Linked DNA regions of Homo sapiens: region 2 is linked to region 1. A link is a loop called in an ENCODE intact Hi-C map of the cell type or tissue named here. Cell type or tissue: dorsolateral prefrontal cortex. All regions are shown on one strand. Each heading gives the region's core, and the rest is flanking DNA. Links, peaks and the distances in the headings are about the cores only. Region 1 overlaps TNR (tenascin R). Region 2 overlaps TNR (tenascin R).

Region 1 (10,616 bases), core at 1,552-9,551:
AAGGGGAGCACTTTGATGAACTAATTACAAGGAGTAATTTGCTTGATTAGCCATTGTTCCCCAGAAAAACCTAGTCAGAGGAAGACCTTTGCATAGGACACAGGGATATGGTAAAGAAAGCCACATCTGCTAAAGCTAGGGTGCAGAGTCTGATTGTTCCAGAAGGGAGGGTGTGGAGGAAGGTGAACAGGGGCTGCACATGCAAAACATACCCAGGTCTTAAGTTGAGCCAGAGGTACGTGGGAAACAAAGGTAATGGGATGGGCCAAGGAGCAGGGAGAAGCCAGGTCATCTCCCATCAGCCTTGCAGGGAGAGCCCAACTTTACAATCCTGCATTTGACAAGTGGAGCCCTTAGAGTTCTGCTGGCCCATATTAAATACTCAAACATGTCAATTATTTTAATTGTGATTATTATTATTACTCACGAGGCATGCTTTCCTTTGTAATTTTTAATTGGAGAAGAAGATGATGTCATGTTCAGTTTCTACTCTGAAGCAATATATTTTTGCCTCTTCTGTATATATTTGGAAAGGAAGAGCTGACAATAAAAACAAAAACAAGCCAGAAACTAAACTCGTGATTGGCGAGATCCCACACAGTATCAACCTTGAAGGAGCCAAAGCCGGAGGCATGTGCTTTGTGCTATGTCGACTTTCATAGGTTTTCTTTCCTGTTAATGTTGCCTCTCTTGTTGTTTTTCTTTTTAAGTATGACCAAATGACCTTGTTACACATAATGTGGTAGCCTGAATATGAGCAACAGAAGGCAGAGCAAACAGTTTAATGCTATCATCAAATGCAACTACAACCACGTTAACATAGCGCATATTATTAATAGATGATGATACTAACGGTTATATGTGCTGCATGGTAATTGACCATACCAGATAAGCAGCTCACTTAAGTTACTGCCCAGGGGATGACTTTTATATCGTCAGGTTTTGAATCCCCACCTCCTTGCACTCTGCCAGCTCTCCAGCATGTATGCCCTCCCTCGATGGTTTTCTCCAATACCATATTCCTTCTCTGCTTAACTTCAAACTAGGGCATGGACCTTTTCTGCCTATGCTAGGAAGAAAAACACAAGAATAGAAGAGTGAGGGATGATGGCACATAAGTTAGGCTAACAAGAGCTGTGGGAACAAATAGATGCTGCACAACAGAAGGCTATTTTGCTCTCTCATACCAGCCCAGTATGGGTATTCTCATCAGCAGACAGTCTTCCTCTTTGTGGTGACCAAGGGGCTAAGGCTTCTTTCTCTGTATTATAGCTCCACCATTCCCTGGTCCTCAGAATCCTTGTATCCAGCTAGCAGATAGAGAAGAAAGGGAAAGACTCACCTACATTCCTTTCTCACCCTGGGAGTGACACAGACCACTCAGGCTCATATCCCATCAGCAAAAACTGGCCCTGAATGCCAGGAGGCTGGATAATGTAGCCTGTAGTGGGGCAGCTGCTCCTGGCAACAGTTTCTTACTATGCAAGAGGTTGCACAAGTTTTTGGTGACTCATTAGTCATTTCTGCTACCAGGAATTTTACAAGACCCAAGCAGGATTTGTGTTTGTTTGTTTGTTTTCTTTGTTTGTTTTTTGTTTTGTTTTTGTTGTTGTTGTTGTTGTTGCTGTTGTTGTTTTGAGATGGAGCCTCTCTCTGTTACCCAGGCTAGAGGGCAGTGGCATGATCTCGGCTTACTGCAACTTCCACCTCCTGAGTTCAAGCGATCCTCCTGCCTCAGCCTCCTGAGTAGCTGGGACAACAGGTGCACACCACCACGCCCAGCTAATTTTTCTACTTTTAGTGGAGACAGGGTTTCACCATGTTGGCCAGGCTGGTCTCAAACTCCTGACCTAAGATGATCTGCCCACCTCGGCCTCCCAAAGTGCTAGGATTACAGGCGTGAGCCACCATGCCCAGCCAGGAGGTGTTTAACATAAGCACTGGTGATTATTACCTAACACTAAAGAATCCAAGGGACCGACTCATGGTACCGATGAGGGCCTAGGGCAGATAATATGTCTGAGCCCCAGGGAGTCCCAGAAGCATGCTTTCTTGCATGAAGGGGGAAGCCTATTTCTCCCACAAGGCAGTACAACACAACAGCACAACAGCAGCTGCCCTAGGCATTAGGATCCAGGCTCAGAAGCCCCGTGAAACACAAATGACTATTTGATTGCCCTTTACAGAAAAACCTTGTTAAGCAGATATCGGTTTATCCAAGAGAATGCACAATTGGAAGCAATTGTTGTTCCCCAGCTAACTGGATACCCTGTCATGCTCCAGTAAAAATATCAGATTATTTGAACTAGTTAATTCAAAATCCATTCTTCCTGGTCCCTTGCCTTTCAAATTAATGACATTTGCTGTAATTGACGGTGAGAGAGAGGGAGATGGGGCAAGCGGAGGAGCACATGATCTCTCAGAGTTAGCGGATTCTGCTCCCACGCCAAACCAAAACCGAGGAGAAGTGAAGGGAAGAGGAAAGAGAGGGCTGGCCGCAAAGTATGCGTTCTGGAAAATCAGGTTGTAAGTACCATTTTTTTCCCCTGAAGGACTATTAAAAGAAAGCAAGGAGGAAAAGAAGAATGCCTAGACAGCCATGCAATTAGTATCACAATTAAGAAAATCAGAAAAGAGTGAGCTTTTTAGCCTCAGGATGAGCTTTGTTCTTTTGGGATCTCCTCTCTAACACCCTTGGCCTGGACAGGCATGACTTGAAGTCTAGGACTTACGGGGGAAAGGCAGCAGAGAGCTGCAGCTAGATAAATGAGGACAGTGATTCCACTCCTGTATGCCTCAGTTTCCTTATCTGTTAGCATCAGATACTACCTCCCTCACAGGGTTGTTATGAGGATTAAAAGTGTTCATGTTTGTAAAATGTTTACAGTGGCATCTAGAACACAGTAAGCCCTATACAGATGTCTATAAAACACAGAAGACTAGATGAGAACTCCTGTGTCCCTTTTTAACAGCTAGGAGACTTGAAGCCAGTTCCTTTCAGCCCGGAGCCTCAGTTTCTTGTTTATAAAATGAGGACCATTTTATAGCCTCACAGAATGGTCTTGTAGGGGGTGAGATGAATGTGGATATGCCTTGGCCAGTGCCTGGCACAGAATCAGCAGTTAATAAATGTTAAGCGCTACCTCGAGCTGAATATTTAAAGTATTCCCAGATCCCAGCAAGACAGAAAATGAGAGACTTCAGTAAACAGTGCCAGAGATGCTTCTGCATATGGCAGCCCCGAGTCACCAAGAAGAGTACGTGCCAGCCAGCACTTTAATTTTTACTTATTTCATGGAATAAGGAGCCATGTGTGCGCTGAGCTCCCACCCAGGTTATTAGAGAGACATATGTAGCACATCAACACAGATTGGCAGGGTGGGAAAACAAGGAGAAGTTGGGGAATACCTGGTGAAAGGTATTTAAATTAGTGAGACGAATTTGACTCCAACAGACCTCAGTAGCATATATACTGGAGTATTAAAATAGCAGGGACACAGATACCATTTTCTAGTATCTGTGGGAATCCGGCACTCAAAAAATAAAAGTGATGAGCCTTTCTATTTTAATAACAGGAAAACTCACGAGAACATGAATTTCTCTATATAGAGAAACAATGCAAAGACTTCTTCACGTCAATTCCAAAATGGCTTGAAAAGAGTGGGATGTTAAACATCAGCCAGCAGGATGTTGAAAGGCTCTCCCCGCAGTATAATCCAGTGTTTCTCTGAGGCATGGTGACAGGATGTGGGGAAGTAACACAATGTAATATTCAGGGACTCTAGCAAGACTTCTGAATTCTGCTCCGCCTCCTGAATGAATTCGAAAAGATACAGTTTGAGTGTGCGAGGATTATTGTGACTGCCTATGTGAAATGCCTGACGCAGGTCCCAGCTTCTCGCCACACAAACGGCACTTCTGATATCATGAGTACCACTCTGCCTCAATATACAAGTTCAGTTAGACAGCATGTAATTGTCATGGATGTGTCTTGAGGGAATGGCCACAGGGTGTACTATTCCCAGAGCTTGGTCCCATGTAGTCCAGCTAGAGAGGCAGACAACAAACAATATATTGTAAAGTTTTGTGGGTGCTTAGATATCCCCATATGGGGTACAGTGGGGGTATTATAGAAAGGAAATTTAGAAGATCTCAGTAATTTGGTGACTGTTGGGCCCCATGCTCACTCATGCCTTCAATAATTTCTTGTTTCCCTAACAAAGCTAAGCCCCTGGATAGCAGGGATCATCTTTCACATCTTTGTGTCCTAAGAACAACCTTCATTCATTCATTCAACAAACATTCCATGAGCACTCACTATGAAGCAGGCACTGTGTAGCCACTAAAATTAAAAATATGACTACAGTAGGATCTTTGCCCTTGAGGAGCTCAAAAATCTCTTGAAACAACATCTGTGAGGTGTTGTCACTCCCTCATCTGGGTTCCCGTAGCTCTTTGCACTGAGTAATTAGCCCTGTGCATGATGTATCTGTCTATCTTCTGCACTGGACTGTGAATTCTCAAGGGCAGCCTGGGAGGACAACTCGTCTCTTCACACTTGCCTGGCCCAGTATGAGTCACTGGGCAGGCAATCCATAATTGTCATTAAATAAATGAGTGGGTGAGCAATGAATGAATGAATGAATGAATGCAGCCGTGCCTGCAGAAGTGAACGCTGAAGACAGTGTGTGAGCTAATAGAGGTCTCCTGTACATGAAGGGTCTCACCTAGAGGACCATGACCGACCCGTTTTCGACTCCTCTGGAGTATGAGGGATCTAGATTCATTATAGGAAAGAAGTTCCTGATGAAGAATTGTTTTAGACACTAAGAACCGTGTGCCATCCTTCCTCCAAAAATCTATCCCTTAGAAAGAGTCTAGATTTTTCTTCGATATCATTGAGGCATTGTCCAGAATCCAGCAGGATTCCTAGGCTTTGACTGTGAAATGGAACAGATACATGGTGTGCCACTGTTAACAACAGAGAGCAAATAGATCACCAGTGGGTTTTTAAGGAGCCACCGGGCTTGTTAGCGCTCTGCACATAGCCAGACATATAAATACAAAAGTGATAAACAGGCAACCAGGAGCCCAGTGTCAGATACCTGCTTGTTCTACAGGTCTGCTCAGGCCCACCTGCGCTCAGCTGTCAGTGACTGCCCTACAAAAGCATGTCCTCCCCAGGTAGACAGGCAGTTTCTCTGGCCAGAAAGCTCCACCGTGTATCACTCTTGAACCAAATGCAAAATCAATGCTTTTGCTCCCATGCCAACCTCTCCTGACCACTCTACTGCTGCAGAGTTGCATCGTCACTGTCGGGCTTTGCCCAGGAGCTGGTGCCGGGGACTATGAATCAGCTCCCGCCCCAGATTAACATTCAGACAGAGGGCCTGGTGATGAATATTTTAATATAATGTTTACTGTTTACCCACATGAATGGAAAGGACTTGCATCTGCCAGTGCCACCTGTGCCCATAGAACTGCAGCCCAAACAGCCACATCCCCAGAGAGCCCAGCTGTGTGGAGCAGAGAGAGGCCGGCGGGAGGGGGCGGGGTGGGGAAGGGAGAGAAGGGCGGCACAGTGACAGGCTGGTGGGAGGAATCCGGGAAAGGAGGCACAGACCAGAGAGATGGGAACGGGATGCAGGATAGAGTCAGAGGCGGGAGGAAGACACAGGGAGAGCAGCAGATACAAAGAAAAACAGGTTGGGAGAGTGGGCGTTCAAGAAGAGAGGTTGTAGGGACCCCTCAGCTGAGAGTGGATCTCACGGAGGCTCCTGTCAGGATGAAGGGAGAGAACAGAATGTGTCTGACTCAAGTACACAGAGTGTGTTTCAGAGGAGTGGGCGTTTTTTTCAAGTCGGTGCAGCTATTTGTGGCCACGCAGCCATATGGACTCTCTGGAAGCCGCTGGTGCTCTCACCTTGCTGCCCAGGCACCGGCTCCCATGGCTTGGGGCCAGGACCACTACCCCCCACCTTAGTGTCCCCAGGAGGAAAGGAGGGAAGCTAAACATAGACACCAACCGGAGTCGGGAATGGAAAGGTCATTTACAAGCTTAGTGCGGAGCACCTTTGGTTTTGGAAGGGTCCGGAAGGGGGCCTGGCAGAGGCTGTCCTGTGGAAAGCTAGCCGCTGCTTCCTCCATGAAAGCTGTTAGAAATCCGGGGGATGACCTTCTCCTGGTGAGCGTGGGGCGGAGCCAGCTCCTCCTAGCACATCAAGGGCCAGAGAGGCCGCCCTGGTCTCTTCTAGTGGCCTGAGGCACTCACCTCTCACTTCTGCTGGGCATCTGCATGTTCTATTAGCAAGGAGATGGCCCGGGAAAGTCTCTCTCCCAAAAGATGAGCATTTCTTCTAAAACTTCCTCAGTTTCTTGGTTTACTTTTTCACCTTTCTGTTCCCTTTCACCTTTCTCCTTTTCTGGGGCTATAGCTTAGATTAGGTTTGGAATTCTGACAGAATGTGGCATTAATACCCATTTTGTTTCTACCAGCCCTTTTTCTGGTCATTTCTGGGCTCCGTGCAACCCTGAGCATCTTGGAGAGATTGCCAAGGAGAAGAGGAGAGGAGAGGGGACAGCTATGGTGCATGAGGAAATGACACCTGCCTTCTGACGGGTACAGCAGAGAATAATGTGTCACAGGAGAAATGCGCCAAGTCCACTCTCCCTCCTTTGGCTGTGTGAGGGACTACCCACCCACCTCCTGCTCCTCGTATTGCCTGTGTTCATGCCTGCACCCCACCAGCCATCCACTACCTAGAATTAACAAGAAGTCTATCAGGATTAAATGTGCCTCTGGAGGCCCATATGTGGGAACAGATTTTGTTTTTAACTTTTGATTCTAGAAAATTTCAAAAATACATAAAAATAGAGTGAATTGTCAATGAACCCCATGTACTAATCACTCCTCTATAAAAATCATCAACCCAACATCTCTCTTGTTGCATCCCTAAACCCCATTCCCCACACTCCCACACACACCCACGTAGGATTTTTTTGAAGCAATTCTAACTTATCATGTCATTTCATCCATAAATATCCATAGATATAGTTTTGACTAGAGCATTAACCCTCCAAACTCTCTCAGGCCCCCCAAAAATCAACTTAGGCCTTGACACACACCTGCCTTTGGGGATGGGAACTCTGTGACCGCTCGTTTTCTAGGTGTATGCTTCTCATCATCTTTCCCAAACTACCCTGCTCAGAAAACCTTTGTTAGAAACAAATCAGTGTCCAAGCTTGTGGACGGCTTCATCTCAGGCCTTGGGCAATCTCTCCTCTTCATTCCCAGAAGAAATCATTTTGTAAGCAAGCTAGCCTATCAGAAAACCCACCTGCATGCCAGATGTGCACAGCTGTATGCAAGCAAATGCCAGTCCATCTGCAGAACTACCTAAACAAGGGAGACATGCAATCTGATCACTAAATGGCTCTCATAAATGATAGTAGCACATGCAATATTCAAAACCAATAGACAAAACAAACTTGGGCTTTCTCCAGAGGGGGGAAAGACTGAAGAATAAATGCTCCTTTTTTTTCCTCCAAAATTTTGATGAAATCTGTTTGTTCATTGAGCAGGAAAGCAAAGTTGTTTATGGAAATAGTTACTAGGAGGCCTGAATTTGGATCCCTTGTCTGATTGCCATCAATGGCCTTTGGCCACAATGAGTGGTCTTCCTTCATGAAACTTTTAAATAATTCATGGAACCAACTATGAAAAAGTTTATCGTTTAAAAGTCTGGGCCTGGCTGGGCGTGGTGGCTCACGCTGTAATCCCAGCACTTTGGGAGGCCAAGGCGGGCGGATCACGAGGTCAGGAGATCGAGACCATCCTGGCTAACACAGTGAAACCCCGTCTCTACTAAAAATACAAAAAATTAGCCGGGTGTGGTGGTGGGTGCCTATAGTCCCAGCGACTCAGGAGGCTGAGGCAGGAGAACGGCGTGAACCCTGGAGGCAGAGCTTGCAGTGAGCGGAGATCACGCCACTGCACTCCAGCCTGGGCAACAGAGCGAGACTCCATCTCAAAAAAAAAAAAAAAAAAAAAAAAAGTCTGGGCCTGGAAATTTAGACATAATTACACAGATGCTTGTGCTATGGTAGAAAGTGCATTATCTAACTCAGAAAGTCTAGATGCTTCCACTAACTTGTGTAATTCTGACCCTTTACTGCTCATTTGTAAAAATGACTAAATCATCATAGTTCAGCCTTTCTCCCTGTAAGCAGGTAAAGAAGTCAGGAGGTCATGTGCTAAAAGGATTCTGTGAAGAGAAGAAGAAAATTTAACATTTGAATTTATTTTTTTCTTTAACATTTATTTTAAGTTCAGGGGTACATGTGTTAGGTGCACAAGTTTGTTTCATAGGTAAATAGGTGCCATGGTGGTTAGCTACACAGATCATCCCATCACCTAGGTATTAAACCCAGCATCCATTAGCTATTCTTCCTGATGATCTCCCTCCCCCAAGCTCCCCTCTGACAGGCCCCAGTGTGTGTGTTCCCCCACATGTGCCCATGTGTTCTCATCATTCAGCTCCCACTTATAAGTGAGAACATACAGTGATTGATTCTCTGTTCTTGCATTAGTTTGCAGAGGACAATGGCTTCCAATTCCATCTATGTCCCTGCAAAGAACATAATTTCATTCCTTTTTATGGCTACATATTATTCCACGGTATATACCTACTACATTTTCTTTATCCAGTCTATCATTGATGGGCATTTAGGTTAATTATATGTCTTTGCTATTGTGAATAGTGCTGCAATAAACATACACATACATGTATCTTTGTAATAGAATGATTTATATCTTTTTGGGTATATACCCAGTAATGAGATTATTGGGTCAAATGGTATTTCTGCCTCTAGGTCTTTGAGAAATTGCCACACTGTCTTCCACAATGGTTGAACTGATTGTCACTCCCACCAACAGTGTAAAATTGTTCCTTTTTCTTCACAATCTTGCTAGCATCTGATTTTTTTTTAGTTTTTAATAATAGCTATCTGACTTGTGTGAGATGGTAACTCATTGTGATTTTGATTTACATTTCTCTAATGATCAGTGATGTTGAGGTTTTCTTCATATGTTTTTTGGCCACATGAATGTCTTCATTTGAGAAGTGTCTGTTCATGTCTTTTGCCCACTTTTTAATGGGATTGGTTTTTTCTTGTAAATTTGTGTAAGTTCCTTATAGACTCTGGATATTAGACCTTCGTCAGATGGATAGATTGCAAAAATTTTCTCCCATTCAGTAGGTTGTCTGTTCACTCCGTTGATAGTTTCTTTTGTTGTGCAGAAGCTCTTTAGTTTACTTAGATCCCATTTGTCAATTTTTGCTTCTGTTGCAATTGCTTTTCGCATTTTCATCATGGAATCTTTGCCTGTGCCTGTGTCCTGAATGGTATTGCCTAGATTTTCATCTAAGGTTTTTATAGTTTTGGGTTTTACATTTAAGTCTTTAATTCACCTTGAGTTAATTTTTTATATGGTGGAAGGAAGGGATCCAGTTACAATTTTCTGCATAAGGCTAGCCAGTTCTCCCAGAACCATTTATTAAATAGGGAATCTTTTCCCCATTGCTTGTTTTTGTCAGGCTTGTCAAAGATCAGATGGTTGTAGATATGCAATCTTATTTCTGAGATCTCTATTTTGTTCCATTGGTCTGCGTGTCTGTTTTTGTACCAATAGCATGCTGTTTTGGTTACTGTAGCCTAGTAGTATATTTTGAAGTTGGGTAACATGATGCCTCCAGCTTTGTTATTTTTGCTTAGGATTGTCTTGGCTATTCAGGTATTTGAATTTATTATGTTCATAAAAAACCTATATAACATGGATTGAAAATGTATAGTTCTTTCGGTTGAAGTTGGAAAAAAGTATGTGTGTACATATATGTATATGTATGTATATAGGATTTCAACTTTCTAAAAAGTGATGTAAAAAACAGATGTAAAACTCAGAAAAATATCAGACTCTGAATGGCAAATGTTATTAAACACCAAGCCTGTCAAACACAAGGGCATTCAGCTTGCTATCACCATTCTCTTGTTGATGTTCACAACATCAAATAGCTAACAATTTCCTCCCATGAGCCCTAGTGTTTCAGGTCTCCCAGGGCAAAGAGACCACAGGGCAGAGAATAAGGTTACATGGTCTCCCCAGGAAGGTGCCTTCTTCACTCTAGTCTTAGCCCTTCTGAAGGAAATCACACGCTGTCCAGCTTGGCTCAGCAACCATGATTCACAGGGTGTTTGGGATGATCAAATTCTTTGTACAGACCCTAAAGGTGACTGTAACAGCCCCTAACTTTTCCCCATCGAGGATGGCAGCTATGACCGTATCTAACCTCCATCTGTGGAGTGGAACAGTCTTTCTTGCATGAGATGGCAGAGTACCTGGGGACCACATGAGTTATGCACTCAGAAGTGGATGTGCCCTTTGTGAGCAAAGTGGAAGGGAAGGAGCTAGAATTCAAGAGGTTCTAGGTTCCATTCCTGGCTGGGCCCCGGGTGATCTTGGACTGTTAAGTTTTTGGAGGGAGGCTTCGTTTGCCCACATATTCAGCGGGGATAATCATATCACCTTTTTCCATCCTTACAGCATTGAAAGGGCATCT
Region 2 (10,616 bases), core at 862-8,861, 240 kb before region 1:
AGAGTTCATTGTGATAGAGCTTATACCATGAAATTGAGTCCTATCCACAAAGGTCATGGCTGAGGAGGGTGCCGTTTCTCTTTATTTAAGAGTAAATTTAGAACCAGAAGCCACTTACAGAGACCCATGTACCAACATAGCTCTATGCAGGGATGTCTCCATTCACCCTGCTTCCGTCCCTGGGTTGTGGGCTGGGTGAGGTAGTACTCTTGCATTTTACCATTAAGAAGTAACGGAGTTATCAGAAGGTTTGGTAACTTTGGTGAATGTGTGTGTGTGTGCGTGCGTGTGTGTGTGTGTGCATGTGTGTGCATGTGTGGTATCAGCACACACGTACAAATATATATAACCAGTTTGGACACCTTGCCTGTCCAATTCTCTTCTACTCTGTCCCTCATTTAAGGGCCACTGGATAAAGATGGGGAATCTCGTGCACCGTTTGTACATAGGGTCTTCCACAAGGAAATCAGAGTTTCTGGCAGATTAATCAGTAAATTAGAATCTTTAGTAGAGCTTAAAATGTGTCCAGGTAGGTCACAGACCTATTTACATGTTCAGAGGTTGCTGATGTCCTCTGCCTCCTTCCATTTGGAGACCTTATTATAACACCTTCTTCCAGGGTTTTGCCTCTTTCTGGGGTCACCTGCCTTTGAGAATGCACTCAGTGCACCCAGCCAGCTCTTTTAGGGGAAGGCTCCTGAGTCACTTCTGCCAGCTGGGATCCCACAGAGTAAAGTGTTGGTTGCTAAACCACCATGTCATGGAAAGTTAGAAGACAGCCAAAGTGAGGACTCCCTAATACAGAAATACAAAGTTGAACGATGCCCACAAGCCAATTCCAGTAGATGATTCGGCAGAAGCGCAGAGATACACTTTTGCCTCATTTTGATGATGTGCTATGCTAATAAAGATGAGATTTCCTACCTAACTAGAGTTTCATCTCCTTAAGAGACAGTCCAGTGGGGAAGGTGGAATTGGAATGGGATTGTTCAAAAGCTATTTCCCATCATATATAAGAACCACTATACTTAGCCTTGGAAACGTGACTTTGAATTACGACTGTATTGGTAAATTTTGAACACAGCAAGCTGATAATATGCCAATTGGCAAAGGGAATTCAAGCAACCTTGTTTTTTTCTCTTTCCCTCCTTTTTAAAAATATAGTTCAATGGCACTAAGTACATTTACATTGTATGCAACCATCATCACCATCATCCATTTTCCGAACTTTCTCATTTTTCCAAATTGAAACTCTGTACACAGTAAACGCTAATTCTCCATTTCCTCCTCCCCCAGCCCTTGGCAACTTCTTCCTGTCTCTATGAACCTGACTATCCTAGGTACTACATGTAAGTGAAATCATACAATATTTGTCCTTTCGTAGCCAGTTCATTTTATTTAGCATAATGTCCTCAAGGTTCAACCATGCTATAGCATGTGTCAGAACTTCCTTCCTTTTTATGGCTGAATAATATTCCACTGTATGTATGTACCACATTTTGTTTATTCATCCATCCATTAATGGACGCTTGCATTGTTTCCTATTCCCCTCCTTTAATTCTTGCCAATTGCCTCTGCTTTACTCTCCAATCAAGTAAGAAAAGGAAACTTTCTTGTCATGACACTCCCATGAGTTAAAATTGTACACTTTCCCTATGACGTTCAAGCAGGTGGCTTCTTGGAGGCAAACGGAGGAGGATACTTGGGGCTGGTGCACATGAATGAATCAGATTTATCTTCTATATTCAGACTCTCATTGCTAATCTGTACAACAGCCAAAGTTTAAGTGAGCATGGATGCTAAACAAAGTGCCCCAATCTTATGCCAGAGAGGTACTAGCAGGCAGGAAGAGGTGCAGCCCTCACCCTTGGGGAGCACGTCTCTGGGTTATGTATTACAAGGTGAAACTTCATAATGGGGGAAGGAGTTCTGGGGTCAGGGACAAATGAGCCAACAGACCCATTAGTTTATTGAAGGGTTCCAGCCTGGTCTCCTCGGGACCCCTATCCTAGAGCAGGGCACTGCCAAGGGCACCCCAACTTGGCTTCTATAATAACATCTCATGCTGTGGCTGTAAATGACTCAATAAAGGTTTATTACCAGGACCCAGGAGGAAGTTGTGGTTATTTAAATCTGGATGTGTCCTCCTCAAACTGCATGGTATGAGGAAAGACAAAGGGGGAAGTCTGGAACATTGGTCCTAGGACATTATCAACCCAGGGTGGCTAACATCTGACAAAAGCTTGGCAACATCTCTGGGCTGGAATTTGGTCTTTGACCCTAGTCCACCTAAAAATTCACATTCCTGGGCCCTGGAAGCTTGGGTCTTTCTATGGCTTAATGATAAAGCTAGTCAACACTTACTGAGTGCTTACTATAAACTTTGGCCAAGTGTTTGGCACAGAGAATGCCCTTAATAAATGTTTTCTGTCATGACTATTAATGAACATTTTGAATACTTTACATCATTTAGTGAGTAAAACATTTTGATATATACTATTGTCCCCGTTTTACAGGTGAAAAAACTGAGGCATAGTGATGCTAAATGACTTTCTTCTGGGTTGAACAGAACCAACAGAAAATCAGAAAGTTTTTATAAAGCGCTCACATTTTATAAAACCAAGCTCTTGAGGGGTTCAGAGAGGCTAACGTGCTTGCCCAAGGCCACACAGCTAGTAGGTGGCAGGGCTGGTTTTCAACCAAATCTGTTTGGAACAGAGCCTACTTTGTGTTGTTGTTGTTGTTATTTTTGTTTTTCTTTTTGCTTTGCTTTGTTTTTGAGATGGGATCTCACTCTGTTACTCAGGCTGGAGTGCAGTGGTGTGATCATGGCTCACCATAGACTCTACCTCCTGGACTCAAGCCATCCCTCCACCTCAGCCCCCTGAGGATCTGGGACTACAGGCATGTACCTACATGCCCAGCTAATTTTTTGATCTTTTTTTTTTGTAGAGATGGAGGTCTTGATATATTGCCCAGGCTGGTCTTGAATTCCTGGCTTTAAGTGATCCTCCCACCTTGGCCTCCCAAAGTATTGGGATTATAAGCAGAAGCACCTGGACAGAGACTAAGTTCTTCCACTCTCTCTGCTGCTTGTATCTTAGTCATCCCTGCTCTGGGCCACATGTACACAGAACCCATGGGGCAAAGGCATCAAGAAGCAAGACCTGGGGAGTTATTAACAGGAAACTGGACTTCAAATTCCTACACATCCCCTCTTTCCCTCACCCTCCCTCACCCCCGAAAAGCCTATAGAGATCATCACATCTTTTTTTTTTTGAGATAGAGTCTTGTTCTGTCGTCCAGGCTGGAGTGCAGTGGCGCAATCTCGGCTCACTGCAAACTCTGCCTCCCGGGTTCACGCCATTCTCTTGCCTCAGCCTCCCAAGTAGCTGGGACTACAGGCACCGGCCACCACGCCCCACTAATTTTTTGTATTTTTAGTAGAGATGAGGTTTCACCATGTTAGCCAGGATGGTCTCGATATCCTGACCTCGTGATCCACCCGCCTTGGCCTCCCAAAGTGCTGGGATTACAGGCGTGAGCCACCACGCCCGGCCCACCACATCTTCCTTAAGTTTTTTTTGTGAGAATTAAATGAGGCATGAGTACAAAGTCCCTGGGACAGTGTCTGTCATGGAACATGTCCTCTAGCCCAGATTGTGCCACTTGCTATTTAATATGGCCTGGGGACTGGGTGCAGCTTGGGGTACTTGGTGTTTCAACAAGCTAGCAATTATTGGGTTGACCCGAATTTTATATGCTCCTCAAGTGCTAATGGGTTGGGTTGGCCCTTGTTTTACATCACCTTGATTTTAGAAGCATGTGTTGGCTATTTTTTCTCCTACTCTTTTAGTACCAAGAGCCAATCTGATATTTTTAAATACCTGAAAGATGCCTCTTCCCAATTAATTACCTTGAAATTGTACTAGACTGAAATTAATTTGAGCCTTAAGGAGGGTTTCCGAGCCCTATTCTGCAGTCAGCCAGAGACCATGAACACTTGGGTTTCCTTTTTTCTACCTTCCCCTCCCTCCAGGTTCTTCTACCATTCTGAATTTTATTTATGAAACATTTTCCCTTCCTTTATAATTTTGTTTTCCATAAGAAGAACATCTAACAACCACCTCCTGGCTGGGCTAGAGTAATTGTTTGAATTTTTTGACATTGTGCAATTTCAAAGGCTTGAGTTTATATAGATTACTTTGAATTTATCTCCACAAGTGCATCGGGACAGAAGCTGCTGCCTGCTTCGTGAAGTATTGTAAGGCTTGTGGCCACTGAGTGCTGGCGTTTGTGTGGATAGCCTGTTTATCTAAATGGATTTCTGTAAAACATATACCCTAATAAGCCAGATTTTGCCAGCTTGTCCTGTGTAAGTACCTCATGATGTCCCCTGTGAATTTGTCAATACCAAGGTCAGCTGTGGTGGCTGGGCCCAGGGACAGGTGTGGAGAGCAGATCAGCTGACAGTCACGGTGCCCTCTTTCCCTCCTCCCAACTGGCCAGCTGTGAGCCAGGGGTGACAGGGCACAGGCAGACAGAGGAGAGGGCAGCGCCAGGGCTGGAGAGCCCATGTCTATCCAGGTGCTGGGAGGAGAGATGTCCAGCTGGGCAGACAGACAGGGCCCTGAACACCAGATGAAAGCCCTGCAAATGGCTGTGTTGAAAAGGGCAGAGGCCAGAGCCACCTATAAAGGGACTGTCTCCTCACGGTGACCCAGTCTGTGCCACAGAGAGATGGAACTTATAAGGCAAGCTGTAAAGCCTCCCATTCAAAGCCGTATATATTTATAGAGATATAAATGAAGTTTAATGCTGGTGAAACTCACTATAAAAGCAAAATACTTCATCTGTATCTACACTTCAGGTGCAGATCAATACAGGGCTTCCTGTCTTTCTGCAAATGAGAGCTGTCTGTGAGCACGTGTGCCCACTCGCTCACACGCAGCCCAGCTGCCTTGCTCTGGAGCCAGCCATGGGGTGGGAGGGACAGAGGTCTTTTGAGCATCTGCAAGTGAGGCGCCCAGCAATGATGCACTCCCCTTTTCTGCGAGGGCTGTTTAAAAACAGGAAGAAAAAAGAGAAAAAGGGAAAAGCACTGCCAAAACCAAGCGGCTTCAAACAGTCAGAAGCCTGGCTTTAAATAAAACAATTTGAGGCAGGTCAGCTTTTCATCTACCTTGGAAGCTGCCAGGTTCCTGCTCCTCAGAGCTCCAGATGGGATGTGACTGCAAAGCCCACCTGACCAGCTCCACCCTCTAAGTGTCTCCGCTGACCTTGCATCCCCTGCTGCCCATGCTGGCCAGGCAGAAACAGTCGATGAAACTCTGCCCAACAAGAGTTTGAATCTTGGCTCTGCCACTTACTAGCTGTGGAGACGTGGGGAAATCCATTGACTTCTCTGATCCTCAGTTTCCTCACCCATCAAATGGGGTAAATAGCTCCTACCTCTCAGAATAGCCATGTCTTTTAAATGAGATGTCATTTTCTACAAAAAGACTTACAACAGCCCTTAGCACATACAGATTCTGCAATTAATAGAGAACTCATTTTTTGGGAATTTCAGGCAGGAAGGGTGTATTTTGAGGCTGGAGATCAGGGGCACAAGGTTGCCCTCATCTATGTCAATATATGTTGACATACATTCTCCCCATGGAGTGGGGAGGCCCTATTTGGCCTGAGGCTGGCTGCAGGAACAAGACATTGCATTCTTGAGACAGGCAGTGGCCTTGAGCCCTGTTCCCTTCTCATACTGTCACCAGCAATCCCTGGCTGCAAGGCCTCTGAGCTCAAGGGAAGGTTGGCTGACCAAATAAGATAGCTCTTATCTCCATGAAGTTGCCCTTGGTGGGCCTGGCTATGTCCTCATAACTGACTCCCTCACAAGGCAAGAAGCAGGAGTGTAGCTCACCAGGGCATGGTTTCCCTGGGAAGTGTGTCTTGGGTGACTAGGGATGCCCTTCCAGACTGGACCCTCGAGAGGCCAGCAAATCATGCCAAGGGCTTAAGTTTCATTGTGGGCCACCCTCCAACCAGGAGCGGGGCCAGGTGAGATGTTCTGGAGGGGAGGAAAGCATGCTGTTGATCCAGACCCTGATCTGTTCCGAGTAGGGTGTGGGGAGGAGACCACTATCAGTCAATCTCTCATTAAAAATGGTCTGAGGCACTGTGCCTGAGTTATTAAAATGCAAAGCAAGAGTGTGCCATGCCCTCCCCTCTACCCCTACCCCTTTTTTTCGTTTGTGTTTTGTCAGCTTAATTTAGTGAGAATGAGAAACTCAGGCAGCCATTCTTGGAGACTGGGAGGGAAAGGGATGAAAGCCCCCAAGAGGGCCTGGGGTGACTTCTCCGGCCGTGTCTTCACTCTGACCCAACAGAGCCCTCCCAAGCAGCATCCTTCTTTGTGGCTGAAGGCCCAGGAGACAGTGAGAAGTGCAGAGACCTGTCTCTCTCTCTGCACTCACCCTGTTCCACTGCTTTCGCTATTTCTTATGGGAGGGGGGTCCTGTGGGCCTCTGGCAACCACAACTGACATTCACTAACTCTGTGACAGTGGGAAATCTGGGAAGGGACCCGGTTCCCACTCCTTGAAATGTTTTGACCTTTTCATTTTAAGTTCTTAAGGTCAAATATTGCTAAAGAGATTATTTGCCAGTGGCAAAAGCCTGCGAGAGGGAAAATAGCATTTTTACTTCTAACGTTTTGCATCTCACTCCAGAGCCAGGCTCAGCAACTGGCCTGACCAAGGCCTGCCAGTGATGAAGGAGGCACTGTGGCAAATGGTTACCTGAGATCTGATTTGGGGATGTTTAGGATCTCCTGGATTTAGAAATCACCAACTGGGTCCCAAAATAGCTCCACCTCTATTTTCAGTAGCAAAATAATCGCTAACATCTACATGACAAAAACTATTTTCAGGCAATGATCTAAGTACTTCATGTATAGAAACTAACTGATCTCAACAATCCCTTTTGGAATGAGGTGCTGTTATTAACCCCTTTTCACAGGTGAGGAAACCAAGACACAAAGTTTACAAAACCTGCCTGAAGACACGTGACAAATGGCAGAGCCAGAATTTGAACCCAGGGATTCTGTGTACCTAATGACTATGCTGTCTCTGAGCATCACTCAGAAACCTTCCAGGTTCCCCACTGCCAGAGAATGACACAAGGAGCTGGAGAATGACAGTCCTTATAAGCTTGGTTTGAACCACAAAGGTCAGGTTCAAAGTAAGACCAGAGCAGTCACTATTTCTCTCTGGAGCTTGGTTCTGCCAGTCCTACCCCCTTCCTTGGGGAGTCATTCTGGTTTTTAAACAAAGCCCCATCTAACTCTCTCAAGATGAGAAAAGAATCCAGGTCCAAAGCAAGTGAGTTTTCTTAAATGGGTTTTCCTTCATCCAGTCTCACAAGGTAGTGTCAATTCTCATCTATCCACAAAAGCCTCATTCACTTTGTGGCTTATTCACTTTGGGGATTATCTGGGCCAAAGCTGTAACTACTCATCCACTTGTGGGCCACTTCTTTTAACTCTGATCTGCCATCACAAAAAATGAAATTTCTAAAATGGATTCTGAAATGATGGTCCAGCTGGGCAGGAATATGGAAGGCAGATACAGCCAAGCCCAATTTATTCCTGTGGAGGTTTCTTGTTGAGCTGTGAGGCCATAAATTGAACCCTAATGGTAGCCAGAGCCTCCAGAAGATTCAAGGGGAGGCAGGGAGTGCTGGTGGGGATATGGGGCAATGCAGGGGCAGCCCAGGCACATTCCTGCTCTGGAGTCAGAGATGGAGATGACAGCAGGGTGTCAGCAGAAGAAGCAGGTGGAATGTTCAGCACTTTATAGCCACCCACAACATGCCAGACACAGCAGCAAACCATGCCAAGAGGCAGATTCCTACCAGAGGAGATGCACTGGGGTCTGGGCAGGCCTGAGAACCCCAGTGCAGGCTGGGTTAGAAGCTAGGGTTTAGCTTTTGCATCAGATGCTGAGCGGAAACAGTTGGTGGGGAGGCACATCACAGCTCTGGGTAAGGTGATTCAGAGCTGAGAACCCATGCCAGTCTTGGAACAACTACCCACAGGCAGCAGGATGCAGGGTAAGCGTGAGATCTGGGAACAGTGAACTTGAACCAGAATCTTGGCTCTGCCCGCCGTGCCTCCTTAATGAAATCATTGAGCCTCTCTGAGCCTTCATTTTCTAGTCTTTAACATGGGAATAATAATTACTGTCCATAATTTTGTGAAAATTGAATAAGGCAACATATATAGGACTCCGGGCACTTAATAGGTACTCTGAAAATGTTTATTCCCCCAGTAGAAAGAATAATTTCCTGCATTTTGTTTGTGCTTTATACTTTTCATAGTTATATACTATATTTGATCTGCACAACCATTGGTGAAGGTAAGCAAAATAATTGCTATTGATTACTGCCAATTTATAGATGGTAGAATTACTATAGAGTTTCAGTGACTTGCCCAAGATAGCACAGGGCAACAGTGACAGAATTGAGATCGCAACCATACTAACTCGCACTTTTCAGTTGAACCATTTATGGTTCCTTTTGTTGTCCTGTAATTGGGCTGGTGATTGAAATCACGAAGGTCAAGAAGACCCACTGTTCCAATGGCCAGAAGACAGAACCAGCTTCATGGGCTCTGCAGTATCTCTGTGGATACTGGGCAGGGCCTGGGGTGTCATTTAGAGACTTTGGCACCAGGCCTCTCAGGTCCTCTTATTACTACAATATGTTCTGAGGTAGCTTCCTTAGTAGCTTAGTGCTGAATGCTATAGAGGCCAAGCTTCCTTTAAGTCAAATAGCCTTGGCTTTCTGCCCCCGGACAGACATCTTGGGAACCTGAGTCACCCAGCATGTCCACTGCAAAGGAAGCAGCTTCTACCTCATTCCTCCACTAACCACAGAAGACAAAGCCTGTGTGTGCAGCAGGTCAGTAGCCTCAAATGTTAGCTCCACAGAGAAGCCCACCATAGTACTCTTATCTAAAATAGCTCTCCTTGTCACCACTCTCCCACTTTATTTTTGTTTATCACATTTATCACCAGCCAACATAGTATATATGTATGTTATTTCTTCCTTATTGTCCGTTCCCTCCCAATAGAATATAAACCTGGTGAGAATAAAGACATTCTCTGTCTTATTCACACTTACATTCCCAGCCTGGAATTCTGTTGGCATTCAGTAAATATTGGTTGAGTGAATGAACAAATGGGTTTTCATCCAGTGTTCTCTATTTCAACAAGCTGTTATTAAAGATCTACTCTCTGCCAGTCATTTCATTAAAGACTGGATGTGAAGTTGAGTGACAGATGGTTCCCTGTCTTTGAGGATCTCCCAATCTGGTTGGAGTAGAGGGGGAGTCACAAAGATAACTTCCTAGCATTGTGCTAATGTCTAGGAACCAGCTGTGTCAGGTAGGAGTGGAGTCAAGGGAAGGGTGACTCATTCTGCTCAGGGTATCTTATTAAGTTCCACAAAGGAGATGGCAGGTGGGTTGCAGGTTAAGTGTGCGTAGGGCTTTGCCAACCCAGAAGGGGCACTCCCGGTAGAAAGAACAGCATATGCAAAGGCTCGGGGTCCTAGAAAAGGCATATTGGAAGGTAACCGAGAAACGTGATGTGGCTGGAACAGAGAAGCATTGGGCCTTCATGCAGGCGGTAGTGAGAATGGTGAGAGATGATACTGAAAAAGGAGACTGGAATTTGGTCTTCCTTTCAGGATACTCATGGGGAGAATTACCAGCTGCTCAGAGTACCTTAGGCATGAGATCTTAAGCTATGTTGTAGGATGCAAGCTTGTTGCCTCTTTCATCAGAGAATTACAGGAGCAGCTTAACTAAATTTTATTGACGATTGAGATGCTCTTTTATATTAGTCACACTTTTTATGCAAGATCTCCAAGTCCGAGAGTGATGGAGGGACTTGGGGTGAGCAGATGGGACCCACATAGCTGCCAGATTCCCCATCTTCAGTAGAATTCCAGGGGATGCTGTGCTCTTCTTGTTTTAACAACCTAAGGCCAGTTCCCAGCCACCCATGCTGATTCATTCATTCTAGATAGTTTCATAAAAATGACACCACTCAAATTGGTAATATAGAGATTAAAGGCAAGATTGTTTAGTGAGAATGAGAGATACAGAAATAAATGAATGAAAGAAAAGGAAGGGAGGGAGGGAGGAAGGAAGAGACTAGGCATGGTGGCTTATGCCTGTAATCCCAGTGTTTTGGGAGGTTGAGGTAGGGGATCGTTAGAGGCCAGAAGTTCGACGTTGCAGTGAGTTATGATCTCACCACTGCACTCTGGCGTGGAGACAGAGCAAGACCCTGTCTTGAAAGGGGGACAGAGAGAGAGAGAGAGAGAGAGGCCTTACACCAGAAACTTGAATGCTCATTCTGTTTGCTCTAACTGTGGCTTATTTAAGAAAATTGTCCATTCTGCTTATTAAATCCCTTCTCTTCTGGAAAGAGGATGAGGCTGGGAGGCTCCCATGCCAGGGGCTCCACTCCAGGAAAATGCTTCCCTATTGATTTGCGTGTCAGCAATTCAAATGGGGGCATTTATACTGTGGCTGAGCACCTAATAAAAATTTAAATT

The links. Hi-C counts contacts between places; a loop is a spot of excess contacts. Peaks named below come from ENCODE experiments on the same cell type or tissue, not always from the same donor. Only the 100,000 strongest peaks of a DNase experiment are listed, where the experiment ranks them.
Region 2: it touches region 1 in a loop (2.6-fold over the local background); 37 of 110 quality-filtered maps call a loop at or near these places.

Annotation. Positions count from the first base shown.
Region 1 is chr1:175,489,081-175,499,696 of GRCh38, reverse strand. All of the region lies in intron 2 of TNR (tenascin R), which reads left to right. Among named protein-coding and RNA genes, the nearest start is that of TNR, 250 kb to the left of the region's middle. In dorsolateral prefrontal cortex, for the core only: no CTCF peak of the experiment used is centred there; DNase peaks (open chromatin) are centred at 5,430 and 5,807; H3K27ac peaks cover 5,044 bases.
Region 2 is chr1:175,729,184-175,739,799 of GRCh38, reverse strand. All of the region lies in intron 1 of TNR (tenascin R), which reads left to right. Among named protein-coding and RNA genes, the nearest start is that of TNR, 9.1 kb to the left of the region's middle. In dorsolateral prefrontal cortex, for the core only: no CTCF peak of the experiment used is centred there; DNase peaks (open chromatin) are centred at 5,017 and 8,067; H3K27ac peaks cover 357 bases.